2 separate regions of the Homo sapiens genome follow, and region 1 is linked to region 2. A link is a loop called in an ENCODE intact Hi-C map of the cell type or tissue named here. Cell type or tissue: endothelial cell of umbilical vein. All regions are shown on one strand. Links, peaks and the distances in the headings refer to the core of each region. The heading gives the core; the rest is flanking DNA.

Region 1 (8,336 bases), core at 324-8,323, 78 kb after region 2:
GGTATCATGTTGTACCTCCAAGACTGACAAAGGTAGAAAAGCATGATCCTGTCACAGTGAGGGTTTGGAGAAGTAAACCTTCTCATGCATTGCTGGGGGTGGGGGGTGGGGGCTGGCGGGGGCGGGGTGGGGTGGGGCGGTGTAAAGTGCTGCAGGGTTTTTTGAGCGCAGTTTGGTAATACCTCTGAAATTGAATATGTGCCTGTCTTTTGACCTTGTAATTGCATTTTTTAAAAACTCTGAAATGGCTTTCTATTAAATAGCAAAGCAGAATTGCAATATAATTTTAAAATATGTTTAAGTTAGGTCACAAAAGGGATGTAAAATGTTTGCAGTATGACTGTTAAATCTTCATACAGCTAAAGCCAATTATTGACTCTTTCTTATACCAATACAGACATAAAATTATTTTGTGATGAAAAGTAGTCCAAATTGAATCACTTTATTGGTAAACGTCTTTCTTCCCATTACATTTTCCCATTGCTTTGGACTTGAGGCCCGGGGTTGGGGAGGATTGGAAAGGCGCCTTGGGCATTCTTCTCTCCTTGTCCTCCTTGTCCCCCACAATTTCATATTCACAAGTGTACCTTACAGAAGCATCCACACAAGTGGATAATGGCACTTATACATGGATGTGTATTGCAGGATTTTTTATAATAGTGATAGAATACTGTACAATTGTTGAAAAGAATATGGTAACTATATATGTATATAGAAAGATGTTCACAGTGTAAAGTTACAAAACAGTACTTACCTAACTTTGTGTATGTGGTAACAGTAGAGAAAAAACAATATGAGTGTGCATAGTGCTTTGAGGAATATATGCTAAACTACTACAAGTGGATATCTGAAGAACCACAGTTTCAAAGTGTGGTCTGGGGACCTCTAGGGGCCCCTGAGATTCTTTCAGAGGGTCCATAATTATATGATGGTGATATTGACAAATGTGACTTTTTGGTTATTATATAAGAAAATGTACCAACATTTGGAAGATCCTGCATAATTTATTGAATCAATTTTCCACTTTTTTCATATGACTGTGCTTGATATTAAAAGATCCATTCAAAGTGCAAGACTGATGGGTTTTAATGTAATAGAGTGTGAACATTTCATTGGTATAGTTCCAAATTCCACACTAAACAGCAGTCAACTAAAGGGCGGTAGCAAAGAGGAATATCCACAATTGTCTGAAAAGGCTATTGAAATACTCCTTCATTTCCCAGTTATACAGCTGTATGAGGCCAGATTTTCTTCATTTACTTCAACCAAAACAGCACGTCACAAAGGACCAAATGCAGAACCAGATAAGCCAGATATTTAAAAAGATTTATGAAAATGTTATTTGTGTTAGCATGTAATAGGTTTATTATTATTATTATTATTATTATTGAGACAGAGTCTCACTCTGTTGCCCAGGCTGGAGTGCAATGGCAAGATCTTGGCTCACTGTGGTCTCTGCCTCCCAGGGTCAGGTGATCCTCCCACCTCAGCCACCCAAGTAGCTGGGGCCACAGGCAAATGCCACCACACCCAGCTGATTTTTATATTTTTTGTGGAGATAGAGTTTTGCCATGTTGTCCAGGCTGGTCTCGAACTCTCAGGCTCAAGTGCTCCACCTGTCTTGTCCTCCCACAGTGCTGGAATTACAGGTGTAAGTCACCTCACCTGGTTGGTGACTTTTAAATTTTCTCAGTTTTAATTTCTAGTAATGTAAATATTGATAGGTATAACCCACATAAACCAAAGCTCTTTGGGACCTTCAATAATTTTTTAGAGTGTTTGGAGACCAAAACATTTGAAGTCTGCTATTTTATAACAGGGAATTAAGGAGAACTGGTTTGTATGATTACGAACCATTTGAATTTATAATACAATTAGAGTGTTTATTTTTATAATCAGAAAAAAAATAAAAGAATGTACAAAGACATTTCTTAAAGAAAATGGTCAATTGCTTTTCTTCATCTATATCCAGGACAGAACAAGAGGAAATGGGCTTAGTTTGTATGAATGTTAGTTTAGGTTAGAGATAAACAAGAATGTCCTTCTGAGAATTGTTAAATTGCAGAACAGTCTCTGTGTCAGTGTGGATGCCCTCACTTGTAAGTTAGCAGAAAATCCAATTCAAACAGCTTTACCTGGTAGAGGAGTTTCCTGGAAAGTATAGAGGTGGGATGTGCTTTGGGTTTAATGGGGGTTAATCTGGGGGCACAGTCATGCAACCCGGTTTATCTTCTGTCTCTGAATCCTGATGGCGCTTTAGAGTCTAGTCCTCAGCTTGGCAGGTCTAAAATATTAACAGGAGATGAAGCTGACCAGATGACACGAATATGTTTCCGCCCATGGGAGGAGAAGGCTACATAGGAGACCAGGTCATCAGAAGCCGTTTAGTGAGCACAGAGCTGGAACCCACCAGGGAGCTGAGAGTCCTTCAAGGGTGTTTCTGTCAAGCTTGGGTAGCTGGGCTCATAGCCCGTCTCCAACTGCATCAACACTGATGAAGTCTCTCTTCGGCTTTTTCTAAACACTATGCAGGGCAGCATCCTTCAGTCAACATATCTTTTATCAGAAATCAGGTTATAATCGATTGGATCTCTGCTTTCTTCAATTACAGTCCAGGCCTGTGGATATAAACTAGACACTGTGATTAGATTTGGGGCATTTACCAAGTCTTTAAAATAAATTTGTGAGCCATCTGTATATACTTACTCATTCATTGTGTTTTTAAAAGATAACTGTGAAAGTTTTCTCATTGTTAATACATTTTCACAATAGAAAACTTAGAAAATTCAGAAAAGCCAGGAATAAAAATGGCCTGTGATCCAAGCAGGTTGCTATACCACTGCTGAGACTGGGGCCTCTCTCTTCATCTTCCCTGTACAGGCAGTGCAGGGTGATTGTCAAAGCACCCATTTCAGAGTCCTGCAGATCTGGTCACCTCCCCACTCTGCCACTGACTAGATGGCCTTAGGCAAGGGCCTTTGTCATTCTTTTTTTTTTTCTTTTTTTTGAGACAGGGTCTTGCTCTGTTGCCCAGATTGGAGTGCAGTGGTGCGATCACAGCGCACTGCAGCCTCAACCTCCTGGGCTCAAGTGAACCTCCCACCTCAGCCTCCCAAGTAGCTGGGACCACAGGCACGTACCACCACACCCAGCCAATTTTTAAAATATTTTTGTAGAAATGAGGGTCTCGTCATCTTGCCCAGGCTGGCCTGGAACTCCTGGGCTCAAGCAGATCCTCCTGCCTCAGCCTCCCAAAGTGCTGGGATTACAGGCGTGAGCCTGTAATCTGCAAATGGCAGTTTTTTAATTTCTAAAAAAATCTTAACATTTTTCATGATGTTTTGGTTTAAATCAACACAAATTTCCTTTTAAAGGTTCCTCTCATCTTTTAAGCCTTGTTTCCTAGTGGTCATATTTCTATTGTCCTTGCTTTAAGTTAGGAAGAACTCTCTCCCCCATGCAGCCTCCAGAGATACTCAGAGACTTTCAGTGACTTAACACCCAGCTGGGAGCCACCGCCCTGTCTGGAGTGTATTTGTATGTGGAGCCTACTGTTTTGAAAATCCCAAGTGAAAGGAAGCAGTTTCAAGGGTGGTTTGGGCTTGTTTGGCCCCATTGTTGGGAATGCTGTGGCTCTCGGGGCCACCTGTGTGTGTTGCGGGAGGGGTGGAGGGGAGCTCTGGGCATGGGAGAAGAGGAGTGAATGATCAGGAAGGAAGCAGGAAGCCTGAGCAGAGAGCGGAAGGACCTGCGCTCGCAGTTTACGGCCATGGAAGCTGCTGATTGTTCTTGAATTTAAAGTGGAGAATAAGGGACCACAAATTGCAGGGTTTGAGCATTCCATGTTTTTCTTAAATGAGCCTGTCTGCATTTTCAAAACGTGTGCTTTCAAAAGAGAGCTGTATTTTCTGAATCCAGCTGTGAATGTGGAGACCAGCCGTCCTCCAAGGGCATGCGAGAACACACCGTTGAGATCCAGGCTGCTTCTGCTCGGAGAGTGGCTTGCTCGGCGGCTCCCCAGCCACTCTTTTTCTGGAAGGGTGAGAAGTTCTTGTTCATGGTGACTTAACCATGTCTTGCAATCAAGTCCTTTTGGATGGTTGCTCTCTCCCCTTCCTGCATCCAAGACCCACATACCTTCAGTGTAGAGAGACTGACCACCAGATCTGCCCTCTAAAGAGCGCTCCTGGAGGAAACTTGGTTGGGTGTCTTTGGCCCTTGATGTGATGGGAGGCACGCGGGGACTCAGTGGTCTGATGCTTCCCACAGGGACACCTTGTGTACAGGGCACTCGGCGGCTGCCCGTTCAGTCTGCACCTCTGTGACTGCCCGAGGGATGCAGCCAGAGGGTCTGTGGGTGCCAGCACCACCCCACTGCCAGGCCACTTCTGCGGCTACGTGTTCTCTGGGAGGGTGAGATCTCTGCAGCCAGGCGTTTTCACTGATTCACCAAATATCTGCCTGTCTGCTCTGAGTTTCTGGGCTGGGTGCTGAGAGATCCAAAAGGGAAATGGTGTTTGCCTTCATGGAGCTTGTCCTGTGTCAGGAGAGAGAAGACCTGTGTGCACACCGATAATATAGAGAGTAGTAAATGTCCTAAGACAGGTGGAGACGCCGAGGGCAAAGGATGAACACTGGCTGAACCAATCACAGTCTGAAGAGTGGAGGGAATCAGGTACAGGGCGGGTGGTCGAGGAGCATTCACAGATGCAGTGGGGATGAGGGTGTCATGGGGGACAGTCGGGGCTGTGCAGGTTGGGAGTCAAGGGCGTAAGCCTGAAGAACAGTCAGACCAGATGGTGGAGTGCTGCCTACGGATCTTCCACCTCCCTCTAGAAAATGTTAAGTGTCGCTGTTTAAACAGCCACAGCTGAGGAAGAGGGGCCCGGGCTAGGAAGTCTGGTTTACTGTGCAGTGACTTACCTTATGTCCTCCGAGCTGATTTAGAGGATTTCTGGTAAATCAGGAAGTTTAGTCTGGTGCCTGAAGACAGTGGCATTGAGAGGCTGGGAGGTGTGTAGGCGTGTGTGTGCGTGTGCATATGTATGTGTGTGCGTCTAATCCTTGTTAAATCCGTCTGAACTTTTGCCATGTGTCGGGTTGTGTAATAGGTGTGTGCGGGGCTGCGCTGTATTCCTAGGCGGTCAGGATTCCTTTCTAGGCCAGTGTTCCACCTGACGACAAGGCAGCTTTGTGAGTCATCTGGGTGCTACAGTGCAGAAGTGTCCAGGGAGAGATCCTCTTTGCTTTCGACTCCCTGCCGGGTGCATCACCTCGGTGGGCCTGGGAATACCTTGGAAATGGCACTGTCAGGAGAAAAGCCTGGAGCCACGTGTCTGGCTGGAATGGGGTCATGGGGAGTCAGAGCCTTTGAAACCTAGAAGCGTTCAGGCTCCTGTGTTTACCTGGGCCGACCTCAAACCATCCCAGGAAGGAGAAAAGCAGACCTGCTCTGATACCAGGGTGCCCACTGCTACTTAGGTGTTTTTCCATTATTCATTCCTGGGGTAAGAAATCGAGTCTTGGGTTTACCCACCCTACTGGTGTCAGAGGGACTCAGCAGGAGAGTAGATCTAGGATTCCAGATGATCTTCTTCCATGGTTTTTGAGCACATACTATGTGACCCCGAGAGAGTGTGGCTTTCTCGATTAAAGTTATTATTTCTTTTATGAAATCCTAGCAAAGATAGGGACGTCAGAGCTGGCCGAGTCAGACTCCTGGGGGCATGTTGATGGCATCCAGATGCAATTCTGCAGAGGAATCCTGGAAAACAGGAGTAAGTCTAGAGGAAAGGCCACGGGTGTTAGTGGACGAGAGGTCATAATGAAAATAGGGGAAGGGCCTGAGATATTTAGCTTGGAGAGAAGAACACAGGTTTGGTTTTTGTTTTAGGGCATGGGGTGGTGGAAAGTAAATGACCTTCAGATTAAAGGGTAGTAGTTAGGAGAGAGTTAAATTAGATCTGTTTGGATGCTCAGCTGTCACACCCAGCATCAAGGGCTCTGTGGGGCCTCCAGGCTGGGAGGCTTTGACTTTGTATAAAATAATCGTATTGGTTTGGAGAGGAGTGCAGTGGTTTGGAAGGTCCTCCTTTTGGGGTTTGAGGTAAGATATCCCAAGTCTTTTCCTATTTGAGAGTTTCCCTTCCTCATGAGGCAGTGTCACTGGCACGTTGTCACCCTGCCTGACTATGCTGGCTGTCTTCTGAGCGAAGGTGACCATCTGGTTCCTTCTCATGTACCACCTCAGTGCTGGATTGGGAGAGGAGCGGGAGGAACACAGTGGGATGGGGCGCTTCTGTTTTCAGAGCCTGGCTGTACCTGCTGCTCCTTCCTGAGGTGAGTCTGCCCACTAGCAGAGTGGAAAAGAAACCATGGAAATACTAACAATGAGAATAGAGGCTATTGATTTTTTTTTTTTTTTTTTAGGAGCTGAGCAATTTATCCACAGTTTCTCAGCTGGTGAGTGGCGGAGCCAAGATCTGAACCCAGGCAGGGAGGTAGGCAGGTTCCAGAGCCTGCACTTTTAATTCTGTGCTCTTCTGCTTGGCTGGCCTGAAATTCCAGGCTTACAGGATAATAAATATAAGTGGCCCAGGAAAATCAGAAAGATATTTGTGTCAAGATCACTGGTTCTTTGCTGGAACTGAGCATCAGCATCATCTGGGTACTTTTTGTATTATTTATTTATTTTTTCAATAGAAAATTCCTAAACTGACTGACTTTTCTTTCCCTCCTTCTCTCCCTTCCTTCCTTTCTTCCTTCTTTCTTTCCCTGTCTCTCCTTTTTTTAATAGAAAATTCCCAAACTATGGATAATTTTTAAAACACAAATGCCAGATATGCTGTTTCCCTCCCTCTTGACAGACACACATCCTTTCGAACTCTAATCAAGAAAAAGAGCAAGCAGTGGTGTCTGCCTTAGGGTGTGGTGGCCTGGGCATCTCTTAAGTTGCCCATTGCTTGCCTATTCAAGGTATGCTTTTGAGATGCCATTGAATAAAGTTTGCTCCTGAGTACAGTACTGGAAACTGTCTGTCTTTCGCTTGCAGTTCATTTAGGACAGAGAAGCAACAGTTTATATAGGGTCACAAAGTGTTTGAGCTAACCATAGATGAGCGAGCCCAAATCCCCCATTTTATAGGCTGGCAGAGGGTCGGGACCTCAACCAAGCCACAGAGGACGGCAAAGCTGGGCCTGGAGACCACGCTCCCGACCTGCAGCTGAGGTCTCTTCCTAAGAAAGTTTAGAAATTCTGGTGTCAAGGGTAGTTGTGGTGGCCGGGCACGGTGGCTCACGCCTGTAATCCCAGCACTCTGGGAGGCCGAGGCGGGTGGATCACAAGGTCAGAAGATCAAGACCATCCTGGCTAACACGGTGAAACCCCGTCTCTACTAAAAATACAAAAAATTAGCCGGACGTAGTGGCGAGCGCCTGTAGTCCCAGCTACTCGGGAGGCTGAGGCAGGAGAATGGGGTGAACCCAGGAGGCAGAGCTTGCAGTGAGCCGAGATTACACCACTACACTCCAGCCTGGGCAACAGAGCAAGACTCTGTCTCAAAAAAAAAAAAAAAAAAAAAAAAAAGAGTAGTTGTGGTAGCAACAGAACCCACCTCTCTATCTGGAAGTCTTCTTGAGTGTCTTAGCAAAAGATGCTCTGTAGGCTGGGCACAGTGGCTCACACCTGTAATACCAGCACTTTGGGAGGCCAAGGCAAATCACTTGAGCCCAGGAGTTTGAGACCAGCCTGGGCAAGATGGCAAGGCCCCATCTCTACAAAGAATTTCTTTAAAAAATTAGCCAGGCATGGTGGTATGCACCTGTAGTCCCAGCAGCATGGGAGGTTGAGGCAGGAGGATCCCTTGAGCCCAGGAGCTTGAGGTGGCAGTGAGCTATGATCATACCACCACACTCCTGCCTGGGTGACAAAGCAAGACTCCATCTCTAAATGTGTGTGTGTGTGTGTGTGTGTGTGTGTGCATGCAATGTAATAAAACATAGTTCTGATTTTTATGGTCTATTCAGGCCATAGTAGAGAGACAGCCAGTGTTCACTTGGCAATTTAGAAAAGTTGGAGGGTATGAAGAGTAAACCTGGAATTTAACACCCAATCTATTTACAAGATGATCACTTTTTACCAGGCCTCAGCTTCCTTTTGTGAAAGCCATACTATCTTATGTGGAAAATCTTATTGCTAGGTAAACGAGTCATTTCGGTAATTATAAAATCTGTAAATCCTCTGACACTTTCTGTGTGCTTTTCTACATGCGCGTACCCATGCATCTTTTTTTTTTTTTGGTTCAAATTAATGGTTTTATTTCCATCTTTAACACTAGC
Region 2 (8,336 bases), core at 312-8,311:
GACTTAAACAACAGAAATGTATTATTTCACAGTTCTGAAGGCTGGAAGTCTGGGATCAACGTGTCAGCAAGATTGGCTTCTTTTCAGGCCCCTCTCCTTGGATTGCAGATGGCTCTCTTCTCATGGTGTCTTCACATGATCTTCCCTCTGTATTTGTCTGTGTCCTAATCTTCTCTTCTTAAAAGGACACCAGTCATATTGGATTAGGGCCTATATGGCAGATGTACCTGACAGCAATAACTTGGAGTGGCCAACCTGGAGATTCATTCCTTATCTATGAGGAGCATTGGAACCCTTGACCCATCCCATGGAATGCAGGCTTCATCATGGGTTGAATGAAGGTTGCCAGATGGAGGTTGCCAGGGGAGGGTGCTAAGTGAAAATGCTATGTAAACCACATGCTTTTGACAGGTGGTTGCAGTTTTCCTGTGCAGCCCATCACCACTGGGCCACCCTGTATGTAAGTCCCCTCAATAAACCCTATGTCTCATGCACTGGCTCCAGGTCTCTTCTTCAGCCTCTCAAACATGGCACCAACTCTACTGAAGTCAGTAGGGGTCCGGCATGACAGGGCCCACTCTAAATGACCTCATTTTCCTTACCTCTTTAAAGACTTTATCCTCAAATGCAATCACTGGGGATGAAAATGTTAGCATATGAATTTTGGAGGGACACAATTCGGCCTATGACACTTGGGGCCCAAGGTCCCTGGCCCGTCTGCCTTCTTCTTTCTACCTTTCAGAGCCTTCTTATGTTTACTGTATATATAAAGTCCATGGTTTTGAGCTGCACTCAGTGGGAAGAATAGGGGAAAGTATCTTCCCAGAAGCAGAAGTCCCCCCATTGAGTTGTCAGACTGTAAAAATATATTTCATGGCCTGGGCAAGGTCTTGACTCAGGCCAAGGAGCAGAAAAGGGCACTGGAGTTCCTGAAAGGTGGCTCAGCATAAAAGAAAAGGGTGACCAAAAAATAAAAAATAAAAAATCAGAACCAGGATCCAAACTCTAGGGGGCGTCTTTGTAATAAAACAAGCAAGGTCCTAGGTGGCTTGGAAAATGAAACAGAGGGTCCTCAACTAGTCAGAGGATCAGGAAGTCAGCTCTAAGCACAGAACTAGAACTTAGTACTAGGGCCCATCCAAGCCACCCACCCCTGGGCTGTGGGGTCACCTTGGGAAATGGCTCTTGAGTGAATCTGAAGAATCTTACTACCTTGGGAAGCAGATCAATTTGCTGGGAATAGGGAACTCCAGTACAGAGAGTGGCACAGAGAAGAAACCACTTCTCAAATATGGGATGGTTGTTGCCTTGGCAAACTGACAGGGGTCCGCACCAAGACCCGCAGGGTCCACACGGCAACGCTGTGACAGTGGCAGATGCCCTCCTGAGTTCCCCAGACTGACCACAGACTTCAGGCCCCACCTAGTAGAAGTGGCCCTGCTGCTCATGAAGCTGAGATTAGCAGACACTGGAGGCTCAACCCCAGTGGCAGCTCTGATGGCCACTGGGCAGGTCTAAGCCGCCCCCTCTTGCATCAGGAGCAGCTGACCCCTATCGGCATGCCAAGGACTCCTCACATAGTATTCCAGGGGAGTTTATTCCCTTGGGGGGGTGGGGGGGAAGCATTGCCTGCTAGTGTGTAACTGGCTACTGAAACATCAAGATTTGTGATATGGATGTAAAAGTGCCCTGACCTGTAGTTAGCAGGTACACTAAGAGCTGCACATTAGCCATTGTTACAGCCCTTGTCTGCATCGCTGGGCCACTGCCAAGAGGGGAATGTAGATTTTAAAAATGAAAATATCATTTCTTATGCAGGAAGTACTCTAACACTGCCTGTTTCCTCACAGTCCTTCAACGCGTCTGGTTGCTACCTTGTCATAATATTTGAATTAGGGTGGTGCGACACGCCACAGATGACACAAATGGGAACCCTATCTGGAGTGGAAGATCTCTGCTGCAGTTGGCAAAACATACCCTGATTCCCACCTTAATTTTCCTGGAACAACAGAGAGTTCGGCCTCTGAATGCTCTGCAGACACCCCCATCACTCCCTGGAACATGTCTGTCTCCTCTTCATGCTGTTCATGACCATTAGTCCTGTAATCTCCCACTCCTCTTCTGGCACTGAATGGAGAGGAAGGGAATTTCTCATTTTCTAATTGCCTCAGAAAGGCCCTCCCCAGGAAGTTGCAGGGAGGGGGACCACACTTCATGAACCCAAGGCCTCTAACGGAATGGAAGGAAGTAACATTGCCACCCTCTGTCTTAGGGGGAATCCCTAGGAACAGGAAGGTGGTGCCATTTTGGTGGAAGTAGACAGGAGCTGTGTGGAGTCATAGAGTAACATAACCAATTGTAGTAAAACTCAGGTCACTTTCAGCTTTTATTTTCTCTCCTAAGGGCTGTCTCCTTCAGTCAATTGTCCAGAGCTTAAAGCTAGGACCCCATGGAGAAAACTCTCTACCTCACGGTAATTATGTTCAGCCATCCTCTATGTACAAGCAGTAATGTCTTTAGTGTTTAAAGTGATCTTTCTTTCTTGTTGTTGCAGAGATGAGGTCTCCTTATGTTGCCCAGACTGGTCTTGAACTCCTGGCCTCAAGCGAGCCTCCCACCTCAGCCTTCCAAAGTGCTGGGATTACAGGTGTAAGCCACTGCACCTGGCTTTACAGTGAATGCAAATCTGATCCTGTCGCTCTCCAGCTTAATCACCTCCTGCGGTGCTCTGGGACAGAGCCCAGCCTCCTTAGCATGTAGGCAAGGTCCCCTTGCTCGGGCCTCATTAACTGCTCCGGTCTTGCTTCCTTCTGTGTCTCTCCCATGATCATCTCCCTGTGATGGCCACACTGGAGCCTCACTGAGATGTTTGCACAAAACTTCATGTCTCCCACATCTCCATGCCAACGTTCCACTGTTCTCTCTGCCTCAACGTCCCTTCCAGACAACGAGGTTAGATGCCTGGCTTCGTGCTCTTGTGACTTATGCACCTTTATCAGCACTCTTATCACACTGTACTAAAATCCTGCCTTATTAGCTGTCTTCCCTTCTTGGCTATGAACTAAACAAGCACAGAGATTGCCTATTACTCACTTTTACTTTCCTGAGGCAAAGCAGAAAGCCGGAAACCTAGGCTTAGTTGGCCCTCGATACATGTTAATTAAATGAAGGACTGATTCCATGAGTGAGTGAGTGCCCCGTCCTGAAGGATAGTTCCATGTGGTGTCACTTGCTTTTTTCCTAAGTGTTCAGATAAAGATTCAATTAAACTCAGCAAATATTTAAAGGGCACTTATTACGTGCCCCTCCTGTGCTAGGCACTGGAGATACAAAGACAAAGAAGCACAGTCCTGGGAACCCTCAAGTAGTTCCCAGCCGGGAAAGGGACACTGATGGACGCAGCTGTCCCTCAGCCGACAAGTCCAGACCGAAACACCTCACAGGAGACCCGGTTGGGTTTTCCACCAGGAGGGCTCAGGTCAGGTCAGGTGCTTCTGCTAAATGTGTTGTGAAACCAACAGCCAGCCTTTTTCAGCCTGCCTCTAGACCAGGAGGCAGGAATGTGCTCGGTAATGCAGCTGTGGTACTCCCGCCCATAGACCCCCAGTAGGAGCCAAGCAACCCTGGGATGAAGGCAGAGTGTGGGCTGGCTGGAGGGCCTGGGAAGGCCGCTGGGGAGGATGGGCCTTGTGAAGCTGTGCTTCCTCCGAGCTCTAACTTAGATCACATGGAGATTTGGAAGGACTGTTGGTGTGTCTTTCAGGGTGTTGCTAGAATCAGGGAACGCTAAAGCCTCCAGAGCCACCAAAACTGTCACCACTGGGAACAAAGGCTTTTGTCCCTAGGTAAGTATAATCATGCACTGGTGACAGGGGAAGGAGAGTGGGGAACTGGGGTTGGAGGGCCCTTCCCAGCATCTGGAAAATCACATTGAGTGAAAGGGTATTGACTAGAGACGGTGTTTTCCATTTCTGTTATTCTTTTAGGAGCTATTATAGAGTCAGGTTTAATAAGGAAGATGGGAAAACTCTCAGCTCACTCAATTGCTTTTAATTTATTAGTCTTATGTCTGTCTCCATTATTCCACACCCCTCACACCCCTATCATCAATCATAAAGTTCAGGAAAGAAGGTAAACAACCTTAGGAGAGCCAGACATGAGCCAAGCTCCAGCTGGGACATTTAGTGTCTGATGGGAGAGTGATCAAAAGTGAGACCCAATCGGTGGTCTCTAAACATATGACAGAAGCCTCTGACTGCTGCCCCTTTACAAGAGGCTTTAAAAAGCAAGTGTGCAAAGGAGGACAGAGAGGGAGAGGAAGGAGGAGGGAGAGCGGGCACTTGGGCGGCAAGGGTAGTGCTCTGGAAGTCTGGTATGATTCTGTCACGTTGCATCATCATCACAAAGGGGCCACATCTGAAGCAAAAAATGGCAAAGACTCAAAGAAAATAAATCATGCAGACTCTGGAATGACCTCATTAAAAAGCTGCTCTATCTGCTGCCATGTTCTATTTATAGCTGAAATATGGCGTTCCTGACAGGAAATCTAAATGACAGCAAGCCTAGGGTTTTAAGGCAGTGGGTAGGGGTTTGCTTAATGAATCATCTGATATTTTTATTCGGATGATTTTTCTGTTCTAATGAAACTATTAGTACAGTTCTCTTTTCTGCATGAGATGACATTCATGGGATGTGTTTTTTACTCAGGAATTGAGGATAGAGAAGTAAAAGGATCCTTTTATATAAAATCTTTTGCTAAATACATATGAACTTCATAATACACCATTACCCTCAACATATCTTAATGCTGGTTCACAATATTCTTTTCCAGGCCATATTGTAGCTGTTATTTCCAGTGATCATTGTAAATAACTTTATTATGTTTCACTGAAATCAATTTCATAGAAATCAAACCAATAAGGAAAACATCTTTTAAGAAGGAAGACATAGAGCCTTATTCCAAATGTTAAGAGAAAAAAGCAGATCATATACTGTGTAGATAAGCAGAGCCACACTTCTAAAACCCTGAAGCCCAGGGCCTGGATGCAGCTGCCAGCAAGTTCCCTCTCTGTGTTATGGGCAGAGGCAGGATTCATCTTTGAAGGAAGATTGCTTTTAAGTTTTTTGGGGGGAAAATCTTTTTTTTTTTTTTTTTGAGATGGACTCTTGCTCTGTCGCCCAGACTGGAGTGCAGTGGCACGATCTCGGCTCACTGCAAGCTCCGCCTCCCGGGTTCACGCCATTCTCCTGCCTCAGTCTCCGGAGTAGCTGGGACTATAGGCGCCCGCCACCACGCCCGGCTAATTTTTTGTATTTTTAGTAGAGACGGGATTTCACCATGTTAGCCAGGATGGTCTCGATCTCCTGACCTCGTGATCCGCCCGTCTCGGCCTCCCAAAGTGCTGGGATTACAGGCTTGAGCCACTGCGCCTGGCCAGGGGGAAAATCTTTAGCAAGTTTTCAGTTCTGGAAGACTGCTCTTCAGCCTGAGGACAGTTCAGATGCTTTTAAAAGAAAAAAAGTACAGACCCCACTCCCCACCCCCGCCACTGCCCCGATGCTGTTAAAGTGTTTTTATTAAAAACACTTCAAAAATATGTATTTAAGGCAAGATTTGAAATCCTGATCCTTGTGGCTCTTATACAACCTTAAAACCAAAACAAATTGTGATGTTTAATTTTATGTGTCAACTTAGCTAGGCCATGGTACCCAGATATTTGGGCAAACATTGTTTTAAATGTTGCTATGAAGGTTTCCTTTTAGATGAAATTAATGCATTTGAGTCAGTGGACTTTGAGTAAGGCAGATACCCTCCACAATACAGGTGGGCCTCGTCCAATCCGTTGAAGGCCTTAATAGAAAAAGACTGCTCTCTCCCCAGCAAGAAGGAATTCTGTCAGGAGAGGGCATTTGGATTTGAACTGTAAAACAGCTCTCCCCTGGGTCTCCAGCTTGTTGGCCTGCCCTGGAGATTTTGGACTTGCAACCTCCATAATCATGTGAGCCAATTTCTTTCTTTCTTTTTTTTTTAATATATAACAATTTTTAAAAAAAACAGACTTAAGGGTCTCGCTATGTTGCCCAGGCTGGTCTTGAACTCCTGGGGTCAAGCGATCCTCCCTCCAGCCTCAGCCTCCCAAAGTGCTGGGTTTATAGGTGTGAGCCACTGTGCCCAGCTAGTGTGAGCCAATTTCTTAAAATAAATCTCTTTCTTTCTCTACACACACACACACACACACACACGTGCGCGTGCGCATGCCCTATTGGTTCTGTTTCTCTAGAGATCCCTGACTAATACACAAATCTAAAAGTTAAATACCCCCAAACTACAAAACTAATAAAATTGATATGAACAACTGGAATGTAATGTGACAGGTACTGTTAGTTGTGTGCAGTTACTGATGTCAGGTTTCATAGTGGAAAGATGTCCTCTTAGAACTGTTTTGGTATTTCATCTGTTTCTGCATTTGATTTTTAAAAACCTAAAGCCAAGAAAGGTTGTTTATATAAGGGCATTGTATAAAACAATATAAAAAACTTTAAACTTTTATTTTATAACTCCTGGAAAATTAGAACTGATAATTAAAATTTTACCAAGAAGCAATCTTCAAATAATAATTCTATAAAGCTGTTTTAGTCATTGGAGGATAACATTAGCATTGCAGCATTATTTAAATATACATTCACTATTATCTAATTCGATTATTACTGGAAGTGGGAAGAAAGGCATTCTTCCCTGCTAATAGACTGTTTTATTTGGTGCATACAGATACAGAACACTCCATGCAACCACTTTCAAATATGAAAATGGTACTGCCTTCCAGAGAATAGGATCTTTAGAATTCTGCATATTTATATTATCATATGCTATGGCTGATTCAATTCTTCTGCCACTTTATTCAAGATGTTATAAACTATTCATTTATAGAGTGTGCCATGATATCATTTAGGCTTTAGTTCACAAACTTCACAAATGCAAATGCAGGCAATAAAAATTCTTGCCAGTACTCTGGTCCACCAGAAAATCAGAACATGCTTTAAAAAATCATTGAAATGAAAACAATATATTTAAAATAATCATACCTTTATATGTACAGAGCTCCTAAATATTAGTAAAGAAAGAAGAATAATCTTATCAGTGGAGGAAGAACATAAATTGGTAAGTTACCAAAAAATGAATTAAAAAACAGCATACAGGCTGGGAGCAGTGGCTCATGCCTGTAATCTCAGCACTTTGGGAGGCTGAAGTGGGCAGATCACTTGAGTCCAGGAGTTTAAGGCAACATGGTAAGACCCTGTCTCTACAAAACCACAAAAATTAGCCAGGTGTGGTGGTGCATGCCTGTAGTCCCAGCTACTCAGAAGGCTGAGATTGGAGGATCGTTTGAGCCTGGGAGGCAGAGGTTGCAGTGAGCCGTGATCATCCCATTGCACTCCAGTTAGGGTGACAGAGACAGCCCTGTCTCAAAAACAACCACCACCACCACAACAACGATGGCATAGAAACCTATGAAAAGACTTCTGGTTAAGCATGGTAAGTTGAACATACATATTTGTCTTTCTTCCCCCTCATACTGCCTACTAAAATTGCAGAAAGAAAGAAACAAGTATAATTCCACAATATGAGAGAAAAGATCTCAAATGAGTGATGTGGACGTCATTTTGGAAGCTGGAGAGCAGATAGACCAATGGCACTTGACTCAGTAGTCAGAGCAGAACCTGAGACCACAAGAGCGGGCAGTGGGAATGGGCAAGGAAGCCAAGAAGAAGCAAACCAATTCTAACTACAGCTCCAAAAAGGCACCGGGATTGGAGGTTCCAGGTACCTCTAAAAACAGGGGTAGGAGGTGGGGACAAAAATAGGAGGATCCATTGAAATTATTACAAGGGGTAGTTATATTTCAGGATCCCCTCTTCTCCACAGCTAAGCAATTGCCTCTACCCTGCCCCAGCAGAAAACTGGAGGTTGAGTCTCCTTCTGAATGTGGGGCACCAGGTGCAACTGAACATGAGTGTGTATGTAAATGTCCAAGTACTGAATGGTGACACCCTATCTCCAGTTTTCCACCTATCTTGTGCATGGAATGTTAATAGGCAGGAGGTTGGAGGATTTTTCTCTAGGGAAATGAATGAGCCCAAGAGAAAAGAACCAGCATGAATGGCCTTTGGGAGTTTTCCAACAAAGAATTTCCGACCTGATCACCCTACAGGGAAACGAAAAAGTCAAAAGTTCTCATCCATTCACATGAAGCTTCCAAACAAAGATTTTAGAATCTCACTTTTAAATAGGAATAATCAATTGAGAATTATTAGACACCTCAGGAATGCCTATGACG

What was found. Hi-C counts contacts between places; a loop is a spot of excess contacts. Peaks named below come from ENCODE experiments on the same cell type or tissue, not always from the same donor. Only the 100,000 strongest peaks of a DNase experiment are listed, where the experiment ranks them.
Region 1: it touches region 2 in a loop (2.3-fold over the local background); 6 of 110 quality-filtered maps call a loop at or near these places.

The regions. Positions count from the first base shown.
Region 1 is chr1:231,024,163-231,032,498 of GRCh38, reverse strand. All of the region lies in intron 1 of FAM89A (family with sequence similarity 89 member A), which reads left to right. It also overlaps the pseudogene LOC644006. Among named protein-coding and RNA genes, the nearest start is that of MIR1182, 8.4 kb to the right of the region's middle. In endothelial cell of umbilical vein, for the core only: no CTCF peak of the experiment used is centred there; a DNase peak (open chromatin) is centred at 3,688; H3K27ac peaks cover 1,172 bases.
Region 2 is chr1:231,102,623-231,110,958 of GRCh38, reverse strand. No RefSeq gene overlaps it. Among named protein-coding and RNA genes, the nearest start is that of TRIM67, 55 kb to the left of the region's middle. In endothelial cell of umbilical vein, for the core only: no CTCF peak of the experiment used is centred there; DNase peaks (open chromatin) are centred at 1,798 and 4,478; H3K27me3 peaks cover 357 bases.